Linked DNA regions of Homo sapiens: region 2 is linked to region 1. The links are chromatin loops, found by intact Hi-C in ENCODE. Cell type or tissue: dorsolateral prefrontal cortex. All regions are shown on one strand.

Region 1 (5,000 bases):
AAAGGCAGTTAAAGATAATGATAGGTGCTATAAAGAAACTAAACAGGCTGTCATGGTAGGTAACAGGAGGGCCTAATTTAGATAAGTGCTCAGGAAGGGCCTCTCTAAGAGGTCATATTTTTGCTGAGATCTAAAGGGTGAGAGGGAGCCAGCCACATGAAGATCTGGTCAGAGGAAGAACTAATGCACAGGTCCTGAAGCTGGGAAGAGTTTAGCAAGAATGGAAAGGAGGCTAAGGTGACTAAAGGGAAGGTCAGAATGAGATGAATTTGAAAAGGCAGGGAGCAGCCATGTCATTTAGGGCTTTGTAGTTGTGTAAGGCATTTAGATTTCATTGTAAGTACAATGGGAAGCTTTTGAAATGTATACAACAGAGGAGGGATGAGATCTTACTAAGCTACATTGTCAAGAATGGAGAGCAGGAATGGAGGCAGGAGGCCAGTCAAGAGGTCGTGATAGTATACCAAGCAAGAGCTGAAGAGGGTTTGGATTTGGGAGTGGCAGTGAAGAAGTGGTTGGATTTGAGATATATTTGGACATATGTATCTCAACGCCCTACCCTTGGTTCATAGGCCTCCCCTTGGTTTAAACCATCATCTCTCACTTGGAGTATACTAACAGCCTTCCCTTTTAACTGGTCTTTCTGCTTCTACTCTTAATTCTATCTCCACATAGCAGAGAATGAAGCCATTGAAAGCATATGTAAGATAATGTTACATTTGACTTCCAACTCTCCAGGGACCTCTCATCTCACTCAGAGTTTAAACTCTAAAAGTGGCCTACAAGGCTGTCCACAGCCCAGCTGCTGTGTTCACTATGCTCCAGCCATGCTGGCCTTCTTGCATTTGTTGAATACACCACTCATTCCCACCTCAGAAACTTTACACTGCTGGAAGCTTTCCCCAGCATGCTTCTCTTCCAGACATTCTCATGACTTGCTCTGTTACCAGTTTCTGTTTATGTGTCACCTTGCAATCCTACCTTCCCTGATTGCTATATTTAAAAATCACATCTGCCTGTGCTGTACCAACATTCACGAACCCATTTCCCTGCTTTACTTATTCTCCTCAAAATTTATCATGATCTGACAGTCTATGGATTTTATTTATTTGCTTATTTTCCATTTTTCCTTTCCCCAGAATGCTATTTTCATGAGGACAAGAATTTTTTATGCCTATTACTGTATCCCAGTACAATAGTGCCTGATACACAGTAACTACTCAGTAACTATTTGTAAAATGAATCGAATAGATTGGCTGTGGAAAAAAAGAAATGGTATAATCAAGGAAAGTTAAAAGTGCACAGCTTTTTAGCCTAATCAACTTGGTGGTGGTCATACCATTTACTGAAAGAAGGATGACTAGGAGAGGGACGGGTTTTAAATGGTACAGTGGGCATTGTGCTTGTGTCATGTAGAGTTTCAGATACCTATTATAGCTCCAGGTAGGTATTGCAGGAAGGAAATTGGATGGAGGCCTGGAACTCAGAGGTGAGGAGTTTGGGAGTTATCAACATATACAGGATTTAAAGCCATGATGTTGAATAGGATCATGTATGTGGAGAGATAGAGAAGAGGGAAGATTAAGAAGTGAGTCCCAGTGGTCTCCAACATTGACAGAGGAGAAGCATCCAGTGGCTTCTGAGCAGGAGCAGCTGGAAAGGCAAGAGTAAAACCAGGAAAGTGTGTTAACATGGGGGCTTAAAGAAAAAAGAATTTTTACAGAAATGAGAGTGGCCCAAGAAAGATAAGAACAAAAAAGTAGAGAGGACAAGGCACTGGTGGTCTCAGTGAAATTACAGAGGAAGTTTAGTGGGAGTAATGGTGTGAGATAACCGGAGAGCAGTATGTTATGGTCAGAGCATTGCACAGTTGAATTTTAAAGGAACATATCTAGATAACGTCAAGGTCTGGAATTTGACTATGGAGTCTTCTTATTTTGAGAAGGTAAAACACTAAGAGTCTAGGTTACCAGATGGGATGTTCACATAGACTGAAATTATCTTTGTGGAGGGTAAGGCTTAAGGTCAAGAGTAAGAATATGTAGCCAGATACCAAAATCTTCAGTGTATGCGGGTCTGTTACTTGGTAGAATACATGGTAAGAGAATGCTGGCAGGTGCTGGAAACATGATGGCATGAGCTTCTGAGGGGCAAGAACTGCTGCCCAAGGGCTGAGCATTAATGATCTGGATGCACTTTGGGCAACGAGGAGAAGCCAGCCCTACATCCTGCCTCATAGACAAAAGTTTTTTGGGGTAACTCAACAGCTGCAAAAGAAGCAGTGAACTCAGGCTGGTTTCTGTAAATAGCATGTGGACGTGTTGGGGAATGTGTGTTTCATGGACTCAGATTCCAGGAGGGTTCAGTGGAAAGACTTGGGGAGCAAAGAGAATGTTAGAAGGCAAAGTGAAGAGCAGTGTGTAGATGAATGTCAGAGGTTGGAGTACCAACCTTCTGCCTATTGCCATAGAAGAATCTTCTATAATAGTTAACTTTCAGCATGACCCTGTCATGAGATGCCTGCCAGCATGAATATTTGTTAACTGTGCCCCAGATAACCATATGCATTAATCTACTGAATAGAATTATTTACTATTACCCATGTGAATGTGGAAGGATGCCTGCCAAACACAATGATAGTGGTTTTGGCATAAAAAGTCCTTTCTGACAGTAATTGTTGGCCAGTGTGGTTAGCTGCTTGTTGAGGCCACTCTTGGCACAGGAGAGCAGTGCCATGTCATCACAGAGGGGGAGGAATGCTTATCGCCCTCTGTCTGTGGGCCTGCTTCCAAGCCATTCAAAATATGCATCAAATTGCTCGGGTTTGTTCATGATCTCCGGGCTAGGACACAGCCCTGTTTTAAGCTGTTTAAGATGAGAAAGAAATGTTTTACTCAGAGTTACCCATCAGTTTTGAGGAGGTTATAAATCGTTCTTTTCCCCAAGACAGCATGAGACCAGCTTCTTTCCTGCCCTCCTCCCCAACAACCTCACTCTGGGGTTTGTGAAACTGCAGTTTGCCATAGAGTTTAGAGTACAGAAATTTCCTCCCTAATAACATAGATAAAACAGTGGTGCTGTCAGACCTTTGATTTTGGAAAGTTCTTAGATGTCTTAAAGTTAGGTAAAGAATTGTCACTGAGGCAGGTAGAAGTGGAGGACAATCTTTGAAGATTTCCAAGTTTTGACCAGATTTGCTTGTTGTTTTTATCTGATTGAGAAACAAACGGAAAAGGAAGTTTTACACTGAAAACATTTTTGTTGGGCTGTGCATAAATGCAAAGCTTGTCTCATTCATTTTAATTTTTAAGGAAAAGCTTCCTCTTTGGACTAAACGGATCACAGTTTTGACAGGAAAAGTAGATAATTATTTAGATAACCTTCCAGCCCTTTGAGTCTTTGGGAGATACAAAACTCTCATTGGAAGATCATCAGCATGCCTGCAACTGTTACTTCTCTTTAGTTCTCAATGATGGATGCATTTACTTAATGCGCTCAGTTCAGTGAAGAACTTGTTAACTGGTGAACTAGTGAACATGCGGATCATATATTGACCATATTACTTTTCAATGGATGCAGCTTAATATTTAGATTAGTTGTGAAAAATGACATTTTCTACTAGTGTATGTTTAGGCCTCTCAGGACTCAGTACTGCATTTTATACTGATCTGTATAAATGGAACTCTCGTGGGCCTCTGAGGACTCTGGTAAACAATTCATTCTTCTGTTCATGGCCCTTAGTGTCAGTAAAAATTACTGGCAAAATAATAACCATGCATTATACAGTGTCTTTTCTATTTTCTATTTATGCCTTTATTTGAAACTATAATTAAATAATGTCAAACTTGCAACTATAACAAAATAGTATCTGCTCTTTGAATATGATACAGGCCAAATTCTATAAACTTTAATTAGCCCAAGCTTGTATTGACCTCAGTAGGAATCTGGCTGGCTGAGGATCTCTTTTAGTTACCTCTGCCTTAAAGTATGTAAGAATTTTCCCATTGCCTTTCTCACTCAAGGAACAATACATGCATAGCTGAACTAATAAAATGCTTAAATAGATACAAATCAAACTTGAAAGGTTTAAACTGTTGTTTTCATCCTGTAAGTCAGCTGAGAAAAAGCATACAGACCGTAGTTCTAAATTATGTCCATAGAGTATTTCAAATCCAGTGAATTAACTCTGCCTTTTTTTCCCATTTGAGCTCATAAATGTTAACCTCAGAAGTGCCTCAGATTCTTCCATTGAAATAAACTTGAACTGACAATAGCCAGATGATGTAAAATTGAAACTGAAATTCTATCCTTGGCCCATCCCATGTTCTTCCCCATAGGTATTAGAGGACTCACAGGAGAGTTAGCGTTTTCACTCTATTTGAGCTGTAATATTTGGGCAAAACAGGGCATATAAATTTCTTGCTGCCAGGAGAAAGCAATTACCAGTGTGGAGAAGATAGCGGGCAATAAATAAACAGAACTATGCTAGATAGTGAGCATGTTTAAAGATTTATTTAGAATGACTTAGCTGATAGAAAACAGGCCTTTATCATATGCTTTCATTCAAAGCTTGATATGGGGACTGTGGTCTTTTTGTAATAGAAAGGCTAATTATGTTACCAAGTATTTATTTGGTACATTATTTTAAAATAAATAAATCGAGTTATGTTCTATTGTGCAACTAAAAAATGAAAACTATTCACATATAGCATAGCCAGGCATGGTGACACACACCTGTAGTCCCAGCTACTTGGGAAGCTGAGGCAGGAGAATTGCTGGAACCCAGAAGGCGGAGGTTGCAGTGAGCCGAGATCATGCCACTGCACTCCAGCCTGGGCGACAGAGCAAGAAACTCCGTCTCAAAAAACAAAACAAACAAAAAAGCAAGCCAGGCGCGGTAGCTCATGCCTGTAATCCCAGCACTTTGGGAGACTGAGGCGGGTGGATCACCTGAGATCAGGAGTTCGAGACCATCCTGGCCAACATGGTGAAACCCTGTC
Region 2 (5,000 bases), 140 kb before region 1:
CACATATACACACCCTCTCATGTATGAGCCAACAAAAGGAGCAACATAAATGAGTCGGCAAAGCAGTTATTACATGTAGACCATGGCCTCTGTTTGAAAATATCTCTAACCCAGGGGCCATTTTCTCATTCTCTTTTCCCTCTTGCCTTTCTGACGGCCACATCCATCCACTATTTGAGTGACTATTTATGTGACAACATCTCATATGCAATTTAAAATAGATCTTATGTAAGATAATATTCTGGCTTTAAGGTTCCACCCTTTTGAACTGTATTATCCTTTCCCACTTCCTACAGTTACATTTCAACATCATTATTGATATTCCCCCTTGGTTGTCGATGTGACTGTTTTTGAAGGTATACATTTTTATTAATTCCTGCAATTTTCTGTGATTTTTTTTCTTTCTCTGATGACCTTTCTCTTTTAACGATTTTTTTTCTTCATGTTTTGAGTTGGTTTCTATTTTCCCTTCATTTCAGTTAAATCCTTAAATATAATTTTGCTGATTATTTATTCATTGTTCAAGAAAGAGGCATTATCGTAGTGTGCTTAAGAGCATTGCTTTGGATCCAGACTCCTGAGTTTGAAGCCCAGTATATCATTCACCACCTGTGTGACCTCGACAAAGTATTTAACCATCTGTCAAATGTGGATAAAAGTGGTATATACCTTGTAGGGTTATTATGAAGATTAAATGGGTTTATACATGTAAAGGACCCAGGATAGTGCCTGGCACATAGTAAACACTCAGTAAATATTAGCTATTGTTATTCTTTCCCGCAACAGATGATTTGTTCTTTATCTTATTTAGCATCATCAAATGTTCTTCTTAATGGCTCAGCATTTTTAGTAAGCTAAAGATCAAGTTACCCTGAATAAACTGTGGTACATTCATACAGTGGAATCTTATGCAGTCTTTAAAAGGATGAGGTAGATCCTACATATACTGACCAGAAAAAGTACTAATGATATTTTTAGATGTTAAAGTAATATGTGGTTCCACTTTCATAGCAGAATTTAATATTTAAAAACTGTATTGAGATCAAGACATGTCTTTGTGAACACAAGAAATTAATTAGAAAAGGCATATACCTTGGATGAATGGGTGGAGAGGAGACTTGAACTATTGAACTTTCTACTATATATGATTTTAAAAGTTACGTATATATGTATATATATTTACTTTTTGTGCATTTCAGTATTTTAAAAACATAACAAAACTCTTTTTTTGGCTTGTGTTGGATAGCTAATGAAAGTTCATATGCTTCTAGTACTTTTTCTTTAAAAACAGATTTATAAGAATATGGTAACACAGGAAGACATTTTTTGTTCCAGTGAGTCAAGAGATAAAATATTTTCAATTATTTCTTTGTGTGGGTAGATCAAAAAGAAATGGGTTGGTCACAAATGCTTACTCATACAGAGGTATACACAGGTGTGTGCACACAGCCTTAAAATGACTGAGTTGCTCTGGAAAATGACAGAAATTCATGTAAGGCACGATGAAGAAATAGGAGAAATACATGTATGTAAATATATTCCTAGAGCAGCGTTTTTCACATTTGAACAATAGTTGCAAAATAGCTAGTAATGGAATTGCCTGCATTTGAGTACTCACTGTGTGCCAAGCAGTGTTCTAAGTACTTAAGATTACTATTTTACTGTTACATTTGTATGTATTTATGTGCCTAGAATATATGTGTAATAGTATACATATTTTCACATACTTGTGATTGAGTGTACAATCCTTGATCTGTCAATCTACCATAAGCTTTGAGAAGATAACAATGAACTCTTCTGTAATTACTTCTAAAGACAGATAATGTTTCTCATTTCTGATATTCTTAATTCCCTTGAAAAGTTCTTTCTATATGCTGCGCAAAACCAAGAAGACTGATATGCATGATGTCTTTGTGGTTAATTGCTATAAAGCCAATATTTAAATTTCTTTGAGTCCTCTTTTACTGCCTGGTATCATGGGATGAAGAGCTGCGCAGGAGGGGAGTGTATACGTGGCTCTCGGTCTTGTGCATTTTGTGACAAAGGAATTCCCCTTTCAATCACGCTGCTCTCCTGGAGCCCCTGGAGCCTCTGGCTCAAGCAGCGCAGTCGGTCTGTGCAGTGTCCCTGACGTCATCCAGCGTATGCATAAGCCCTGCTATTGTCTTACTGCTACAGCAGGGCTGGGGATTGCAGTATCCGCTGTTGCTGCTGCTCCCAGTCCTGCCCCTGCTGCTACCTAGTCCAGCCTCACCGCATCCCAGAAGAGGCACGTCGGCCTTCATTTGCCTAGTGGATTTTCAAAAGCAGCTCTTCGGTTTTTGGTGCTGTTAAGAGACCTTGCATTTCAATCACACCGGGAGAAAACTGAAGCTCGTAACAGGAGAATCTGGCAGCTGGACACAGCTTGGACTGCATTGTCTGGCTTCATGACCCCTGCTGTGTAGCCGGCTCATCTCTTCACTCTCACATGTACACTCTCCTCGCTTTTCTTTCTTTTTTTTTTCCCTTTTCTTTCTTCTAATTTTTAAAAAGCAGCCTCTGGAGCCAGCCATGTTTGGCACTGAATCTTCATGTAAGTAAATGGATCCCACTTCTCTGCTATTTAGAAATCTGCTTGCTGTCATGGTTTCATTGGCTTAGAGTTCATATCACTTTGCCTTAGGTCATTAACAACCTTTGTATTTTGGCTCTAATTACAAAGGAATTGGTCTCAGGGAAGGAACTCCCCTTAACTGGGTTATTCATCCTTAAGGCCAGGGATGTCAATGTGTCAAAACCAGGCCTGTAAGAGGGAGGTAGGAAAACCAGAATCCATACAGCCACCCTAGAATGTGTTAATTGATGGGATCAGGCCTGTCACTGATCTATTGTTGTAGGCTCCGTAATGGTGCTTAAACCTTAAAATAGATACTGGGAGGATCTGAGATGATAGTGTTTATTAGAAAGGAAAGAAAGGCTTACATTTTTTCATCTAAAGAGATAAATAGTTATCATTATATACTCTTCCATATTTTCACAAAAACATAGACATTATAGGTAGATTCAGAATGAGTAAGAAATCGCTTTATTTTTGAGGATGGATTTTTTTTTTTCCCACAGTGGCTTCAATTTTGATATGCTGGCTAGCATCACAGTCCAGCAGGATCATATCTTTTTAAAAACTTATACAATGAAATTGCTTTGGTGCAGAGAAGGCCCTGCACAATGGGCTAGGCAGGACAGCAGTTGTAGACAGCTACAATGGATATTTTAAAAATTACAACCAAACTATGTGAGGATTATTTAATGTTGATATAGAAATATAACGTCAATGCAGTTGTACAGGCTCTGCAGAATATTTTGTCATTGTCTATTAGCAAAAATGACAGTTAAGAATTTCTAAGAGATAAGAATTTCTAAAGAGACTTTCAACCTGCTGGCTAGAGCATTAAATATTGGCAAGCCACTATCTTTGCTAGGGAGAAGGGGTTTAGGGGAGGAATTTAGGAAACTGATTTCTTACGAACTTGTAATTTGACCTTTGTTTTTTGATCTCAGGTGATCAGTGTGACTGTTTGTGCATAGCTGATTATTACAGAATAGTAGCATTTCGAGAGAGCTAATAATCCTCAGTTCTTTTGTTTCTTGATTGGCTTTTTAAAAAGGTTAATTACTTTTGTTTCACTGTAGAAGCTTCTCATCTCAGACTACCACATTGCCTAATCAAAGTTGTGTTAGAATAATAGTGACAGGTAATGTCCCATTCAGCATGTGACAGTATTATTTCCTAATAATTTAGGCATAATTTTTTAATTCACTTAATGGTACATTTAGAATTGGTTATCTAAGAAATAGAAATAAATCACTAAGTGTCAAAGACCATCCAGTTTCATTTCAGTCATGGAATTTTGTTTATGCAGGAGCCTAGGTATGGACAGAAATAATTATATACTAAAGGAAAATTAGACCTGTTACTTGGTTTAGCCAAAAATGGAAGTTAAAACTCAGTGCAGAAGTCTTTGGTTCTTGGACTAGGGACTCTAACATTGTCTGCTCAGTGTTACCAAGCAGACACATAGCCTTTCCTGATCATCAAACCTGATCTTTTGATAATATCACCTATGCGCTGTATGGTATGTGTGAAAACTGCTGGTTGCTTGTGCCCTCCATAGCTGCTAAATTACTGAAGAGAATAGAATATCCTTCAGAAGACAGAATACTATCATACAGGTTTTTAGCATTTTTTGTCTTTCGTGAGTGTTAAGCTCTGTTTCTTGCTTATAGGTAGATTCGTACTGTCAGTGGATATCGTGTTGAAAATGAATTGCCTTCTTTGGCACGTGTATACCTATGTAACAAACCTGCACATTCTGCACATGTACCCCAGAACTTAAAGTATAATAATAATAATAAAAGAAGATTCCCTAAGTCTGCATTCAGTGTTAGGACAAGTGTATTTTCTTTGTGTTCTGAGACATAGCTTTCTTGGCCTTTGATGTCAACCTTTTGGAGGCTATTTTTTAGGTTTGAAACTGTACTTAAAATATTCAGGAAAATAGTCACATTTGAAATTCCAATTAGTTCAAAAGGGATCTCCCAAACCATCTAGGGTGTTCTTACTAAATTATCGTAAGAAATACTTGTTTAACTATCTATTCTGTATACAGTACTGTGGTAGATCCTGGTAAGGGTTAATTTTTTTCTAACTTATTCTGATTTCGTGATTCTTACCCTTGATTATGGTTGCAGTGCCTTACTTGTATAGGATGCTTTTACTTTTTAAATTGAGGTATGATTTACATGCAGTAAAATGCTTAAGTCTAGGTGTGCAGCTCAGTGAATTTTTGCCCATGTTTATACCCATAGAACTCTACTCAGCTCAAAATACAGAACATTTCCATTTCCCCTGGAAGTTCTCTTGTGGCCTTTCCCAGTCAATATTATTTCCCCTCTTCATGAAAAGGTAACCACTATTCTGACTTCTGATGCCATAGATTCATGTTGTAAGTGGCTCTTTT

The links. Peaks named below come from ENCODE experiments on the same cell type or tissue, not always from the same donor. Only the 100,000 strongest peaks of a DNase experiment are listed, where the experiment ranks them.
Region 2: a loop joins it to region 1, with 1.8 times the contacts of the local background. A loop is called at or near these places in 1 of 110 quality-filtered maps.

Annotation. Positions count from the first base shown.
Region 1 is chr7:117,155,034-117,160,033 of GRCh38, forward strand. All of the region lies in intron 9 of ST7 (suppression of tumorigenicity 7), which reads left to right. Among named protein-coding and RNA genes, the nearest start is that of ST7-AS2, 12 kb to the left of the region's middle. RefSeq lists an enhancer at 1-562 and a silencer at 3,995-4,375. In dorsolateral prefrontal cortex, a CTCF peak has its summit at 2,771; a DNase peak (open chromatin) is centred at 2,748; H3K27ac peaks cover 359 bases.
Region 2 is chr7:117,018,055-117,023,054 of GRCh38, forward strand. All of the region lies in intron 1 of ST7 (suppression of tumorigenicity 7), which reads left to right. It overlaps MIR6132 (microRNA 6132), which reads left to right and starts at 2,157; the gene lies at 2,157-2,265. RefSeq lists an enhancer at 1,196-2,395. In dorsolateral prefrontal cortex, no CTCF peak of the experiment used is centred here; a DNase peak (open chromatin) is centred at 2,157; H3K4me3 peaks cover 3,495 bases; H3K27ac peaks cover 2,572 bases.